Regions from separate parts of the Homo sapiens genome. Here all the other regions are linked to region 2. A link is a contact called in ENCODE Hi-C or POLR2A ChIA-PET data. All regions are on one chromosome and are shown on one strand. The core of a region is the stretch at or near the end of the contact, and the rest is flanking DNA. Distances in the headings are between cores, read along the strand shown.

Region 1 (3,269 bases), core at 582-3,081, 110 kb before region 2:
ATGAACTGAATAAAGTAGCCTACCATCACAAAAGAAAAATCCCGGACAACCCAGTTTCAGTGACAAAATAGGCCCAGCACAACTCCCTCCTTCATTGACCTCTGAAATTGTCCCCTGACACTGAGCAAATAACATCACTGGTAAATACCATATGGCCCAAGTACCAGGGGACACCCTCACAAGTCACAGCCACCACTCAGTGTGTAGCTGTTATTCAGTGACAACTCCACATAGTGACATCATATGTTAATGTCACCCATCAATGCTCTCAGAGATGACAACCCAAAACTATGTGTTGCTTAAACAAGCAAGTGTTGAGTACCCACCATGTGCCTAGTGTTGGGGTTACAGCAGAAAACAAGACAAATAAGATTTCTTCCTTCATAGAATTTACAGTTTGATAAGGGCAATGGACAATGAACACATAGTAAACAAGTCTAAAGTGTCAAAAGTTCTATAAAAAAAAAAAACACATAAGAACCAGGGTGGCCGGGCACGATGGCTCACATTTGTAATTCCAGCACTTTGGGAGGCCGAGGCGGGCGGATCACAAGGTCGGGAGTTTGGACTAGCCTGGCCAATATGGTGAAACCCCGTCTTTACTAAAAATACAAAAATTAGCCGGGCGTGGTGGCATGCACCTGTAGTCCTAGCTCCTCAGGAGGCTGAGGCAGAAGAATCCCTTGAACCTGGGAGGCAGAAGTTGAAGTGAGCTGAGATCACACTACTGCGCTCCAGCCTGGGTGATAGATCCGAGACTCAGTCTAAAAAAAAAAAAAAAAAAAAAAGAGCCAGGGTAATGAGTCAGAGTGGACAGTGCTACTTCAAATTGGATGTCTCAGAAAGTCTCTCTGATGAAGTGGCATTTGAGCTGAAACCTGAAGGATGAGAAGAAGCCCATCATGGGAAGAGCCCAGGATGGCGAATATCAAGCAGGGAACCAGCAAGTGCAAAGGCCCTGAGGTAGAAGGGTTCTTGGCCCAAGGAACAGAAAGGAGGCTGTTTGGCTGGGAAGCAGTGAGGTGGCAAGTGCTGGAACGTGGGGTCAGAGGGAGAGGCACGGACCAGATCACAGGAGGTCTTCTCTCTTGGGCCTTGGGGAGGAGTTTGGATTCTAAGAATAAGTGGACGCCGGCTGGGTTCACGCCTGTAATCCCAGCACTTTGGAAGGCCGAGGCAGGTGGATCACCTGAGGTCAGGAGAGCAGCCTGGCCAACATGGTGAAACCCCGTCTCTACTAAAAATACAAAAAAATTTGCCAGGCATGGTGGTGGGTGCCTGTAGTCCCAGCTACTCAGGAGGCTGAGGCAGGAGAACTGCTTGAACCCTGGGGGGTGGAGGTTGCAGTGAGCCGAGATCGCGCCACTGCACTCCAGCCTGGGTGACAGAGCGAGGCTGCATCTCAAAACATACATACGTACATGGAAGCCATTGAGGGGCCATGTGACTGACACTCTGGGAAGATCGCTATGGTAAAGGATATCCCAGTCAGAACTATCTCGCATAAAGATGGGGCCCTGCTCCTCCCTGTATCATCACCTGTCGCCCATCCCATCTCTAAGCAGGGCCACTCCTCATTCAGGAGCCCTCCTTCCAAGTACACGCCTCCTTCCAAACCCACTCGTGAACCCAACATGGCCCAAGGGAAAGTGCCTTCTGATTGGACAAATCGTGTGTGACCTTGGGCGGAGCCCACTGTGATTGGCTACAAGCTTTCCTTTCTCTTCCAGTCAGACAACTATTTCGATGAGTGCTATTGTCCCATGAGACAAGTACGCTCTCTGATTGGTCTTCCATGCATGAGTGACGCAGAAACAGCCTATAGACGCCACGAGTCGGCGGCGCTACCGAGGGGCTGTGGGCGCGCAGCTGGAACCTCCGGCTGTCAGTGCGCTTACAGTTCCTAACCCCGACCCTGCGCGCAGCCCGCACTATGGCAGCCCCGCCGCAGCTAAGGGCTCTGCTCGTAGTCGTCAACGCACTGCTGCGCAAGCGCCGCTACCACGCTGCGTTGGCCGTGCTTAAGGGCTTCCGGAACGGGGCTGTGTGAGTGGGGCCGTCGGGCCGGGCTGGGGCTGAGGGATGTCCTGCCTGGGGTCAGAGGCGCGAGTTCGAAGTCCGATGCCGCGGTGCTGTTTGCCCTGGAGCAGTCCTCGTGTGTCTCTAAGTCTCGGAGGTCACCATCTGTGCAATGGGAGCTGGATTTTGGCTTGCGCGCCTTCCCAGCTCTGAACTGGGGCTCCCACTGCACATTTTCTGGGTCTTCCAACCTTTGCAGCCTGGCCCTCTTGCTTTGACTCCTCCCATGCCAGCTTCTGTATCCCCTCATTTGGGTTCAGTTCACCTCACCTCTCTGTGTGCCTTTGGGCCTCAACGGCCCCATCTGCACAATGGGGAACTGGACTCTGGCCTCTAGCTGGCAGGCGGATGCCTCCTGTCTATTCTGTCCCCATGAAGCTTGCCCATGGGCTTGCATCCTGCTTCTCACTTCTCACCTGTAGGACTCCAGCGCTAAGTCCCGTTCGGCTCAGGGGGCTCCTGGGACGTGACAATGAATGTAAAAGAAGCTGCAACTATCCTGGCATCTTACCTGCAAGAGAGGTCTTGGGGTCATTGCCCTGGCTGGTGCCTAGAGGGGAGCTCAGTCTCCTTTAAACCTAGTGCATAACAGCCACCATTTATTGAGGGCCTACAGTGCCAGAACCGGGGACAAAGCAGAGAACAAACCAGAGAAAGTGGTTTGTGTCCCCCAGAATTGGCATCCTAGTGGCAACGTGGGATGGTGGGAAGGATGTGGATGCCTTGGCTTGAACCCTGGCCCCACCTACCCGTGTGATCTGGAGGAAGTCATTTAGCCTCTCTAAGCCTCAATATCTGTAAAATGGGCATGGTACTAGTACTTATACTATCAGGATTGAGTCAATATGTGTGAAATGCTTAGCACAGGCTGGCCACGGTGGCTCACACCTGTAATCCTAGCACTTTGGGAGGCCGAGGCAGGCGGATTATCTGAGGTCAGGAGTTCGAGACTAGCCTGGCCAACATGGCAAAACCCCGTTTCTACCAAAAATACAAAAATTAGCCGGGTGTAGTGTCACATGCCTGTAGTCCCGGCTACATGGGAGGCTGAGGCAGGAGAACCGCTTGAACCCAGGAGGTGGAGGTTGCAGTGAGCTGAGATTGTGCCACTGCACTCCAGCCTGGGTGACAGAGTGAAACTCCATCTCAAAAGGAAAAAAAAGAAAGTTTCATGAGGCCATAACTTTATC
Region 2 (3,220 bases), core at 323-2,822:
CCTTGATGGTTAGTGAAGTTGAATATATTGTTACATATATTATTAGCTAACATAATGGTTATGGACTGAATTCTGCCCGAGCCTTGGCCAAATTCATACATTGAAGTCTTACCCCTTGTACCTCAGAATAGGACTATATTTGGAGATACTTTGAAGAGTTCATTAAGGTTAAAAGAGGTATTATGAGTAGTCCCTAATCCAATATGATTATTATCCTTAAAGGCAGGGGAAGAGACACCAGGGACGCAAAATGGAGGAAAGACCATGTGAGGATATGGCAAGAAGGCAACCATCTACAAGGCCCAGGTAAAACCAAACCTGCCAATACCTTGATCTTTACATTCTTGCCTCCAGAACTGTGAAAAAGTGAATAAAAATAAATTGTTTAAACCATCCAGTCTGTGGTATTTCATTATGGCAGCCCTAGTAAACAAATACAACAATATTCTCTTTTGTAAAAAGTCTTACCATGACAGCACTGGAACATTTTTAGAATTCTATAATTTTAGAAAACTTACTTGGAATCCCATAAGGCAATATAATAATTTAAATTCATTATTGTTAGAGTCAAAGAAATAAAAATAGTTACCAGCCAAAGAATATGAAAACAAAATATTTAAACAACTAAATATCCAAATAAGCTAAGTATTATTCTCAGAGGGTAAAAGTAATTTATAAAAGAAACAACCAGAAATATATATCTGTGTCTATATTTTCAATAGTACTTTGAAAACACTGAATAATATATGTGGAACGCTTCATACAAGTCAGTCACTTAGATCCAAATGTCACTCTGAACTACAAACATAAGTAACTAAGAGGTCTCACATGCAGTAGGAGTGAAGGACACTGGCCTCGGTCCTCCAGGATTTATTGGTGGGAGGGGTGGCATGGTGGGAGGTGAGGATCTGGACTGTATCTTCACTTCCACAGGCGATCCAGGCATCGCTGGCACCCTTTTCTCAGGACCAACTGCAGAGAATCAGAGAAATGGAGGTTAGGGTTTTCTAAAAGTTTGCAAAAACAGACAACAATTTGAAATACCAACATACTTCCCTAGAGGACTGCTTGGTATAATAGGCTGAATAGTGACCCCCTAAAAGATATGTCCACATCCCAACATCTGGAACTGTGAATGTTACCTGATTTGGCAAAAGGGTCTTTGAAGATATCATTAAGTTAAAAATCTTGAGAGGATGAGATCATCCTAGATTGTCTGGGTGGGCTCTAAATCCAATCTGAATGGTGTCCTTAAAGAAGGGATGAGACACAGACACAGAGACATACACAGAGGGAAGCCAAAGAGAGGACAGTCACACCAAGTGGCGACAGAGGCAGGGACTAGAGTGACACATCTATACACCGAGGAATGCCAAGGAGTGCCAGCAACCAGCAAGCCAGGAGGGAGAAGGGGACACATTTGTCCTCTGAAACCCCGGGAAGGAATCAACCTTGCTGATACCTCAATTTTGGGCCTCTGGCTTTCTGAACTGTGAGAGAATGAATTTCTATTGTCTTAAGCCACTCAGTTAGTGGTACTTTGTTACTTCAACCCTAGGAACTAAAATGAGGAAACAAGGTCAAGAGGTGATGTGAACTGAAAGTTAGCAGTCTTTAGATAGTGGCTGAGAAAGGAAGAAACCAGGTTACAAATATAGCTTACCTCAAATGCATTTTCTTTAACTTCTCCTTATAAATGAATCAAATTATTAGGGGTGAAAAAGCTAACATGGGAACTATCTAGACTTAGGCCTCAACTGCAAGACATGAAAAGAAAATCAATCAGTTATATATAAATCAATATTAATAGGCTGGGCACGGTGGCTCATGCCTGTAAACCTAGCACTTTGGGAGGCTGAGGCGGGTGGATCACCTAAGGTCAGGAGTTTGAGATCAGCCTGGCCAACATGGTGAAACCCTGTCTCTACTAAAAATATAAAAATTAGCTGGGTGTGGTGGTGGGCACCTGTAGTCCCAGTTACTCAGGAGGCTGAGGCAAGAGAATCGCTTGAACCTGGGAGGCGGAGGTTGCAGTGAGCCAAGATCATGCCACTGCACTCTAGCCTGGGTGACAGAGCGACTCTGTCTTAAAAAAAAAAAAATCACCATTAATAATGATGTACTAAATTATATATATACATATCAACTACATCAAGTAGGAAAAAAGAGGGAGTCAACCTCTCTGACCTCAAACATGTAAATGTCATTCATGCTATACATTGTTCAAAAAGATGAAAAGTAGAGCTGAGTCTACATGAAGCAGAGGCTACTTCATCTATGGGAACAATTAATAATAGGCAGTTGTTTGATAATACTAAATGGCAACAAAATTCCAGAAAGATAAATTAGATAAACTTCATGATGCTGCAATTAGGTAGGTCTGAGCTAACAGGAATCAGACTTGATACCAATGAGTAATATTCTAATATATCTAACAAGTTATTTTTCCCTATCAAAGAGAACTTGTTACATACTTAGTTAATAATACGACCAGGGTTACCATAATCACCTTTAAATTGAGCTATGTTCCTCACAGTAATTCTAAGCTTTTCACTTAAGTACCAGCCATTCATTCTCCAATAACTGCTGAATTCAAATTAAAGTGTAAAAAATGGGGAGCAAAGGCTCAAATAAGAAGGTAAAGTCCAAGTTTTCCTTCTGTGAGAGCACAGCTATAAAGACAATACATACAAGAGTGTTCACGATCCTGGCAACAAGGAACATTTTTGTGCATTGATGGGACACAATGGTATTTGTAGAAAAGTATCTCCAAATACCATTTTTATGCTTCAGTTTGCAGTGGCCACACTTGGGAAAGGGATATAATAAAGTCAATCAAGAAAGCAATGCCCCCAAGTTACAAATCCCCTGACAAAAATGTGCAGTTCTCAGAACCATGTGGGCAACACTCTGCCAGCCCTTCCCATTTCTCTGTTCAGGACATTTTCTTTGTGAAATTGATGGTCGTCCTGTCTGATTAGTGGACTAATGAGCTGTTGCGCTTGCCTTTTCTTCCTGACAGTATTTTCTCAATGCCCTTCAGAGAACAGTTGACACATTTCCAGCTCTTCCATCTGGGGCCCAGCTTTCTGGAAGGGTAGGGGAGAAGGAAAGGAAGGAACTGACAGTTGTCTCGCACTGTAATGTGTTGTGTACAGTGTGCAACAACCTAGAGGGAGCTTTTCTTCAGACCACCTGGCTCTATAGCAAGGGTGCCAAA
Region 3 (3,092 bases), core at 57-2,556, 88 kb after region 2:
TGCTCAAGTCTCTTACGTAAAATGGTATAATATTTGCATATAACCTACCCATACCTCTAATACTCTTTATTTAAATAATTTATTTATTTTCTGAGACAGAGTCTCGCACTGTTGCCCAGACTGGAGTGCAGTTGAGCAATCTCGACTCATTGCAACCACCACCTCCCGGGTTCAAGCGATTCTCCCGCCTCAGCCTCCTGAATAGCTGGAATTACAGGCATATGCCACTGCACCGGGCTAATTTTTGCATTTTTAGTAGAAATGGGGCTTCACCTTGTCGGCCAGGCTGGTCTCGAACTCCTGATCTCAGGTGATCTGCCCATCTTGGCCTCCCAAAGTTCTGGGATTACAAGCATGAACCATGGTGCCCAGCCACAATCTGTATATTTTTTTTCCTGAATAGTTGCGATCCATGGTTGGCTGAATTCATGGATGCAAAACCCACAGAAACAGAGGGCCAAATATTATTTTTCTTTCCTTAATCATTATTTAATAGAAACCTACATTTACCAGTTGAATTCACCTTCATTATTTGAAAACTGAGACAGCCCGTCTCTACTAAAACTACAAAACTTAGCTGGGCATGGTGCTGTGAGCCTGTAGTCCCAGTTGCTTGGGAGGCTGAGGGAGGAGAATCGCTTGAACCCGGGAGACGGAGGTTGCAGTCAGCCAAGATCGCTCCAGTGCATTCCAGCCTGGGCAACAGAGCCAGACTCCGTCTCAAAAAAAAGAAGAGAAAGAAAAAAAGAAAACCAAGACACAGATAAATTCACTTTTTTTTTTTTTTTGGAGAAGGAGTTTCGCTCTTGTTGCACAGGCTGGACTGCAATGGCGTGTTATCAGCTCACCGCAACCTCTGCCACTCGGGTTCAAGAGATTCTCCTGCCTCAGCCTCCCAAGTAGCTGGGATTATAGGCATGTGCCACCATGCCCAGCTAATTTTTTTTTTTTTTTTGTATTTTTAGTAGAGGGAGTTTCTTCATGTTCATCAGGCTGGTCTCAAACTCCCGACCTCAGGTGATCCACTCGCCTCAGCCTACCAAAGTGTGGGGATTACAGGAGTGAGCCACCGTGCCTGGTCTGACAAATTCATTTTCTGTTTGGTTTGGTCTGCTCTGTTTCCAACAAGAGCCTACTTCATTATCTCCCCAATATATCTACCTAGTCCATAGACTGGCTCAGAGCAGGCCTTTGACAATATTTAATTTTATCCCACAATGGCATTTCAATTCCTTTGTCATTCTGAGAAAAATACTAACAGCATGGGAATTTGGTGCATGGATCATTAACAGTAAGACATTAAAATCAAAATGTAGGCAGGATGCAGTGACTCACGCCTGTAATCCCAGCACTTCGGGAGGCAAGGCAGGCGGATCATGAGGTCAGGAGACCGAAACCATCCTGGCTAACACAATGAAACCCAGTCTCTACTAAGAATACAAAAAATTAGCCAGGCATGGTTGCACGTGCCTGTAGTCCCAGCTACTTGGGAGGCTGAGGCAGGAGAATCACTTGAACCTGGAAGGTGAAGGTTGCAGTGAGCCGAGATTGCACCACTGCACTCCAGCCTGGGTGACAGAGAGAGACTCTGTCTCAAAAAAAATAAAAGCAAAATGTAAGCTGGGCACGGTGGCTCACGCCTGTAATCCTAGCACTTTAGGAGGCCGAGGCGGGTGGATCACAAGGTCAGGAGTTTGAGACCAACCTGGCCCACACAGTGAAACTCCATCTCTACTAGAAATACAAAAAATTGGCCAGGTATGGTGGCACACACCTGTAGAACAAGCTACTCGGGAGGCTGAGTCAGGAGAATTGCTTGAACCGGGAGGCGGAGGTTGCAAGCAAGTCTCCGTCTTCAAAAAAAAAAAAAAAGGCAAAATATAGCAGCCTAGCCAACCTAGGCTCTACTAACCAAACCAAACCTTATCTCTACTAAAAATACAAAAAAGCTGTGCATGGTGACATTCACCTACAGTCCCAGCTACTCAAGAGGCTGAGGCACAAGAATCACTTGAGTGATTGAGCCGGAGATTGCAGTGAGCCAAGATCACACCACTGCACTTTAGTCTGGACAACAGAGCGAGACTCTGTCTCAAAAAAAAAAAAAAACACCAAAAAAACCAAAAAAACCAGTCCTATGAATTAGTTTACAATAGTGGAAATAATCACCAAAATACCTTGATGGCAATAATGAGCTGAAAATTGGCAAGGCTTCTGTGGATTTAGGCCTGCAGAGCTTGATCTACCTGAAGCTTTTCTTCCCATATGTCATGAATAACAGAAAGGACTTATTTTCATTTCCAGCACAGCTCTGTCTAGTTACAGAACTGAACTTCACAGGTTCATTAATTCCTTTTTCCACTTTCAGGCAGATAGAGAAACATCATCTCCTATAACCACAGGTAATTGGTAGATCTGCAAGAACTAACTGCTCCAAAATGGATGACTCTGCACTTTCTGAGAAAGGGAAAAGGATGTGAATGGTGCTTGGCAACATCATGAAGCAGTCCATCACATATCTGCTTTTATTTACAGAGCATTTAGAAAGTTCTCTGAAAGGTGTGATCTCACTACTAAAGGCATCTCACTACTAACACTGAGCAAATCAATATCGAATGTTGCTGTTGTTCATAAAATCTGTTCCAAGGCACTTAAAACAACAGAAGAGATAAATGTCTTCACTACTGTTTAAAGCAAAGATCTTCTAGAATAGTTTTGTGTCCTTCCCATCTGACTGTAAATTATAAAAACTGCAAAGTATTATGTACAGTATCATTCCATTTAGAAAAAACACTGCGTGAGTATTACAGATGTGTATAAAGGTATACCAAAAAGCCTGAAAATATACAGAAACTTTCAGCGATGAGGTGAAAGAGAATTTTTACTTTTTACTATATTTGCTAGGCATTTTTAAAGAATGTCTTGGCTGGGCATGGTGGTTCACACCTGTAATCCCAGCACAGGGTTTCACCATGTTGGTCAGGCTGGTCTCGAACTCTGGACCTTGTGATCTGCCCACCTCGGCCTCCCGAAGTCTAGGATTATAGGCGTGAGCCACTGCACCTGGCTATAGTTTTTTATTTTTATATTTT

What was found. Hi-C counts contacts between places; a loop is a spot of excess contacts on that map. ChIA-PET counts read pairs that join two places held with the same protein, here RNA polymerase II (POLR2A). Pooled maps may share reads with other maps.
Region 1: a pooled map shows a loop between it and region 2 (2.9-fold over the local background). The contact joins the promoter of PXMP4 here to the enhancer-like site in region 2. A Hi-C loop is called at or near these places in 2 of 37 single-sample maps with no recorded cell type and 3 of 50 pooled maps.
Region 3: a pooled map shows a loop between it and region 2 (2.4-fold over the local background). The contact joins two enhancer-like sites. A Hi-C loop is called at or near these places in 1 of 37 single-sample maps with no recorded cell type and 4 of 50 pooled maps. POLR2A ChIA-PET finds 5 or more read pairs at or near these places in 11 of 52 experiments (H1, HEK293T, OCI-LY7 and 6 more).

Annotation. Positions count from the first base shown.
Region 1 is chr20:33,718,872-33,722,140 of GRCh38, reverse strand. It overlaps PXMP4 (peroxisomal membrane protein 4), which reads left to right and starts at 1,831. Exons shown (of 4, transcript NM_007238.5): 1 at 1,831-2,046. The coding sequence starts at 1,934. RefSeq lists an enhancer at 2,235-2,284.
Region 2 is chr20:33,604,708-33,607,927 of GRCh38, reverse strand. It overlaps CBFA2T2 (CBFA2/RUNX1 partner transcriptional co-repressor 2), which reads right to left. Exons shown (of 11, transcript NM_001032999.3): 2 at 829-972. Among named protein-coding and RNA genes, the nearest start is that of C20orf144, 56 kb to the left of the region's middle. RefSeq lists a silencer at 1,270-1,319. Within about 2 kb of position 1,572, at least 3 of the 41 ENCODE cell types and tissues checked have a DNase peak (open chromatin) inside an H3K27ac peak, as active enhancers do.
Region 3 is chr20:33,516,470-33,519,561 of GRCh38, reverse strand. The region is part of intron 1 of CBFA2T2 (CBFA2/RUNX1 partner transcriptional co-repressor 2); the gene reads right to left. Among named protein-coding and RNA genes, the nearest start is that of CBFA2T2, 28 kb to the right of the region's middle. RefSeq lists an enhancer at 1,654-2,418. Within about 2 kb of position 1,306, at least 5 of the 41 ENCODE cell types and tissues checked have a DNase peak (open chromatin) inside an H3K27ac peak, as active enhancers do.